Linked DNA regions of Homo sapiens: region 1 is linked to region 2. A link is an interaction called in ENCODE POLR2A ChIA-PET data of the cell type or tissue named here. Cell type or tissue: K562. All regions are shown on one strand. Each heading gives the region's core, and the rest is flanking DNA. Links, peaks and the distances in the headings are about the cores only.

Region 1 (2,914 bases), core at 153-2,652, 70 kb before region 2:
ACACATCAGAGGCTTCAGATTTCCCCGGAGAATCCGATTTGGGCCACTCCGACGCTGCAGCTGCGTCTGTATTCCGGGCGGGTCCCGGCCCCACAGACTTCCCGCCATGGCCCACTTCCTGGCACGGGTTGGTTGGCCCCTCACCGGCTGTGAGGTGGGGTCCCTCGCCAGTGGGCAGATGAAAGCAGTCTCCCCTCCTTTCCCCAGCCCCCCGGCCGGAATCCACAGCCTCAGGTGGTGGAAAGAGCACTGTGCGGGGGGAGTCACACCCTCCCAGGTTGGAGTGTCCCTCACAGTGGGACCCTGGAGCCTCAGGGCTCTCGTCTGCAAAGTGGGGGTGAGTTTGAGGAAACAACACCATTTCCTGGAGACAGGCAAGGGCCCCTTAACGGCCAAGACACTTGCAGTACAAGAACTAGGAAACTGGGCTGGGCACGGTCGCTCACACCTGTCATCCCGGCGCTTTGGGAGGCCTAGGTGGGTGGATCACCTGAGGTCAGGAGTTCGAGACCAGTCTGTTCAAGACCAACCTGGCCAACACGGTGAAACCCCGTCTCTACTAAAAATACAAAAATTAGCTGGGCGTGGTGGTGTGCACCTGTAATTCCAGCTACTCAGAAGGCTGAGGCAGGAGAATCGCTTGAACCCGGGAGATGGAGGTTGCAGTGAGCCGAGACCACACCACTGCACCCCAGCCTGGGCAACACAGCGAGACTCCATCTCAAAAAAAAAAAAAAAACAGAAAACAAACAAAATAACTAGGAAACTGTACTTAAATGGCAAGAACAATTGAGTGAAGGTGGGGTGGAAATTCAAATCCAGCTGCAGTATCAGTATTTTCCAAAATGTCTACAATTTTCACTTGTTACCTTGGGCGAGGCACAGTGGCTCTTGTCTATAAACCCAGCTACTCAGGAGGTTGAAGCGGGAGGATCGCTTGAGCCTGGAGGTTGAGGCTGCAGTGAGCTGAGATCACACCACCGCATTCCAGTCTGGGCGACAGACGGAAACCCTGTATCTAAAGAGAAGAGAAGAGAAGAGAAGAGAAGAGAAGAGAAGAGAAGAGAAGAGAAGAGAAGAGAAGAAGAGGAAGAGAAGAGAAGAGAAGAGAAGAGAAGAGAAGAGAAGAGAAGAGAAGAGAAGAGAAGAGAAGAGAAAAGAGAAGAGAAGAGAAGAAGACACCACAGGCCAGGCGCAGTGGCTCATGCGTATAATCACAGCGCTTTGGGAGGCCAAGGTGGGAGAATTGCTTGAGCTCAGGAGTTCGAGACCACCCTGGCCAACGTAGCAAGGCCCCATCTCCAGAAGTTTTGTTTTGTTTTTTTTTTTTTTTTTGAGACGGAGTCTCATTCTGTTCGCCCAGGCTGGAGTGCAGTGGCATGATCTCGGCTCATTGCAACCTCTGCCTCCCGGGTTCAAGCGATTCTCCTGCCTCAGCCTCCCGAGTAGATGGGATTAAAGGCGCTCGCCACCATGCCCAGCTAATTTTTGTATTTTTGTAGAGACGGGGTTTCACCATATTGGCCAGGCTGGTCTCGAACTCCTGACCTCGGCCTCCCAAAGTGCTGGGATTACAGGCATGAGCCACTGCACCTGGCCGAAAATTTTTTTTAGAAAAGAAAAGGCGCAACAATGAGCATCCTTGGACATGAATCTCTTACACTCTCTGAAGTTTTTCTTCAGGACAAATTCATCCTGGAGTTGCTTGTCAAGAGACCATAAAACAAATAGTAAGGCTTTTGATACATTTTATCAAATTATCTCTGAAACTTCATAAAATACATATCCTTCCATTGTACATCAGCCTGTTCATTTACTCTCATCCATGCCAATAATGGGAGTTGTTATATATATATAATATATAATATTATGTATATCACATATTATATATAGTATATATAATATAATTATATATAATAAATATATTAAAAATTATATAGTTTATATAATTATATAATATATAAATATATATTTCATATATAAATATATGTATTTATATATAAATGTATATTTCATATATAAATATATGTATTTATATATAAATGTATATTTCATATATAAATATATGTATTTATATATATAAATACATATATTTAAATATATATATTTTTAGACGGAGTCTTGCTCTGTCGCCCAGGCTGGAGTGCAGTGGTGTGATCTCAGCTCACTGCAAGCTGCGCCTCCCAGGTTCATGCCATTCTCCTGCCTCAGCCTCCCGAGTAGCTGGGACTACAGGCGCCCGCCACCATGCCTGGCTAATTTTTTGTATTTTTAATAGAGACGGGGTTTCACCGTGTTAGCCAGGATGGTCTCAATCTCCTGACCTCGTGATCCACTCGCCTCGGCCTTCCGCCCACCTCAGTCTCTCAAAGTGCTGGGATTACAGGCATGAGCCACCGTGCCCAGCCCCAGGAGTTGTTATATTTTAAAAATCAAGGTATATCATCTAGCAAGTCTACTTCTAGATCTGTGTCCAAAATAGTTGAAAAGAGGTGTTTAAACAAATACATGGCTGGGCACGGTGGCTCACACCTGTAATCCCAGCACTTTGGGAGGCTGAGGTGGGCGGATCACAAGGTCAGGAGATTGAGACCATTCAGGCTAACACGGTGAAACCCCATCTGTACTAAAAATAGAAAAATTAGCCGGGAGTGGTGGCGGGTGCCTGTAGTCCCAGCTACTTGGGAGGAGAATGGCGTGAACCCGGGAGGTGGAGCTTGCAGTGAGCCGAGATCATGCCACTGCACTCCAGCCTGGGTGACAGAGCAAGACTCCATCTCTAAATAAATAAATAAATAAATAAATAAACATAAATATATTTGTTTGTAAATATCAATATATTAATAAATAATATCAATAAATGGTTGGTGGATGAATGGAAGAGATGGATTGATAGATCAGTGGGTAGGCAGTG
Region 2 (2,914 bases), core at 178-2,677:
TTTTGCACACCCAAAGCTGCTTGGATTCTTGATCCTTTGCATGACATCTGGCTTTCCTCTAGGCGCTTTTTAGGATTTTCTCTTTATTCTTGGTGCTCTGAAATTTCACAACAACGAGGCTTGAGTGTCTTTTTCATTCAATGAGCTGAGGACTTGATGTCCCACCCCCATTTTTTTAGAGCTGGGGTCTCGCTCTGTCATCCAGGCTGGAGTGCAGTATCATGATCATAACTCACTGCAGCCTTGACCTTCTGGGCTCAAATGATCCTCCTACCTCAGCATCCTGAATAACTGGGACCACAGGTGTGAGTCACCATGCCTGGCTAATTTTAAATTTTTTGTAGCAATGGGGTCTCACTATATTCTCCAAGCTGCTCTCAACCTCTTGGGCTCAAGTGATCCTCCCACCTCAGCCTCCCAAAGTGCTGGGATTAGAGGCATGAGCCACTTCATCCAGCCTATTTAGTTATTATTTATTTATTTATTTATTTATTTATTTATTTATTTATTTTTGAGACGGAGTCTCGCTCTGTTGCCCAGGCTGGAGTGAGTGGTGTGATCTCAGCTCACACCTCTGCTTACTGGGTTCAAGCGACTCTCCTGCCTCAGCCTCCCCAGTAGCTGGGATTCCAAGCACCTGCCACCACACTCAGCTAATTTTTTTTGTATTTTTTGTGGAGACAGAGTTTCATCATGTTGACCAGGCTGGTCTCGAACTCCTGACCTCAAGCGATCCACCTACCTTGGCCTCCCAAAGTGCTGGGATTACAAGAATGAGCCACCATGCCCAGTGGGCCTATTTATATTTAAAAATTATTTATTTTAAAAGAGAGTCTTACTCTGTCACCCAGGCTGGAGTGCAGTGGTGAGATCATGCTCACTGTAGCCTTGAACCCCCAGCCTCAAGTGTTCCTCCTGCCTCAGCCTCCCAAAATGCTGAGATTACAGGCATGAGCCACTGCACCTGACCACATTTAAACTGGAAACTCATCTTTCAACGCTAGATTTTTTTTCATTATTTGATCATCTCTTCCTCTATTTTTGAACTGTCTCTTGATCAGGTGACAACCCTGCTTCATCTTAATTCATCCTCTAACTTTTTATTCTCTTTCATTTCCCATCTTTGCAGCTGCTTGTGTTCCATTTTCTGGGATATCTGCTTTACTCTTTTTTTTTTTTTTTTTTTTTTTTGAGATGGAGTTTCACTCTTGTTGCCCAGGCTGAAATGCAATGGCACGATCTTGGCTCACCACAACTTCTGCCTCCCAGATTCAAGCAATTCTCCTGCCTCAGCCTCCCGAGTAGCTGGGATTACAGGCATGCACCACCACGTCCAGCTAATTTTTTTTTTTTTTTTTTTTTTTTAGTAGAGACAGGGTTTCACCGTGTTAGCCAGGATGGTCTTGATCTCCTGACCTCGTGATCCGCCCGCCTCGGCCTCCCAAAGTGCTGGGATTACAGGCGTGAGCCACCGCGCCCGGCCAATATCTGCTTAACTTTATCTTCCAGTCCTTACATGGAATTATTTTACTCTGGCTGTTATATATTCACATTTTAAGAGCATTTCCTCACTCTCTAATGGTCCCTTTTACTTAACAGCATCCTGTACTTGTTTCATGGATACGATATTTTTCTCTTACTCCTCTGGGAATATTAATTATAGCTTTGCCTGCCTTGTCGGTTCCTTCTGAGTTTATTCCTCCCCCACCAAACCATTTTTCTCCATTGTTCTCCCCCCTCCTGCCTCCCTCCCTCTCTCTCTCTCCCTCTCTTTTTCATGTTAGACGCTTTTCTAAAATGTGCAGTAACCCACAGGCATCACTTGCATTTAATCATAAAACCTGAAACCGCAGTTAGAAGCCCCACACATTCCAGGTCAGAGGGAGTGAAGTGTGCGTCAGCTCACACCCTAGACGGGTGAACCTGTTGTCCCCGAGACATGAGTCATGGCAGAAGGAACATTCATTTATTTCTGTGGACGTGTATGGACATTGATCTAGCATGTCATGTTCCAGGCTGTTCTGCAACGAAAAGAAAAGCTCTCTGTGCCATTCCAGTAGGCCACGACGGCTGGCACAGAGAAGAGACTGGGAGCAGAGACCCACTAGTACTACCTGCACCACCGGCCACTTCTGGGGGTCACAGAGTAGCTGGAACTCCGGGATGGAGACAAGGGCAGGACAGCCTCTTCAGCACCACAGTCCCAGTCTGGATGCAGGAGAGAAATTGAGATTCTGATGGAGTTTCAAGCTGATGCCACAAATGAGCCCATCTGACTTGTGGCCCAGCTCCTAGTGGGGGAAGCCTGTGTTTTGTACCCACTGACACCCACTGCATTGAGGGGAGGGGTTCACTTCGCTGCTGGAGCAGGAAGAGCAGGACTCGGCTTCAGCCCTGCCCCATCACCCCGAGCCTTTGCTTTTCTCCCCTTTGCAAGTGTCTGGTCTGCAGGCCATGGGGCAGCCTCCTTCAGCCCTCTCCGTGATCTGTGCGGGCTGACCAAGAGGAAGGGTGACCTGCTCATCTGGGAGAGGAAGAGGTGGTCCCTGCACTCTCCCCTCCTCCTCCAAAGTCTTCTTTCTTAGATGTTCTGCGCTCCAGAGGGTCCACTGGGTGCTCGAGGGAGGCCAAGTCTGGGTGGTCTCAGCCTGTGGATAGGGGCAGGAGCAGGAGGCAGGGATTCAGATGTCGGAATTGGGCTGTGGACTCACAGGGTCCCTAAGGGTATCAGGCCTTACAGGAGTGTCGCTGCTGCTCATTCGTAGAGCTTGGTTGTCACAGCCAGTTGCCATGGCACACACCTGTAATCCCAGTGCTTTGGGAGGCTGAGGCCAGAGGATCACTTGAGGCCAGGCGTTCGAGACCAGCCTGGGCAACATAGCAAGACTTCCCCTCCGCAAAAAAAAAAAAGAAA

What was found. ChIA-PET counts read pairs that join two places held together with the same protein. Peaks named below come from ENCODE experiments on the same cell type or tissue, not always from the same donor. Only the 100,000 strongest peaks of a DNase experiment are listed, where the experiment ranks them.
Region 1: POLR2A ChIA-PET joins it to region 2 with 5 read pairs; 6 of 35 experiments call an interaction of 5 or more read pairs at or near these places.

Annotation. Positions count from the first base shown.
Region 1 is chr19:1,701,447-1,704,360 of GRCh38, forward strand. No RefSeq gene overlaps it. Among named protein-coding and RNA genes, the nearest start is that of TCF3, 50 kb to the left of the region's middle. In K562, for the core only: no CTCF peak of the experiment used is centred there; no DNase peak of the experiment used is centred there; H3K27me3 peaks cover 982 bases.
Region 2 is chr19:1,771,520-1,774,433 of GRCh38, forward strand. All of the region lies in intron 1 of ONECUT3 (one cut homeobox 3), which reads left to right. It overlaps LOC101928543 (a long non-coding RNA gene), which reads right to left and starts at 2,831. Exons shown (of 5, transcript XR_007067085.1): 1 at 2,739-2,831; 2 at 2,517-2,648; 3 at 2,115-2,208; 4 at 1,924-2,021. In K562, for the core only: no CTCF peak of the experiment used is centred there; no DNase peak of the experiment used is centred there; H3K27me3 peaks cover 808 bases.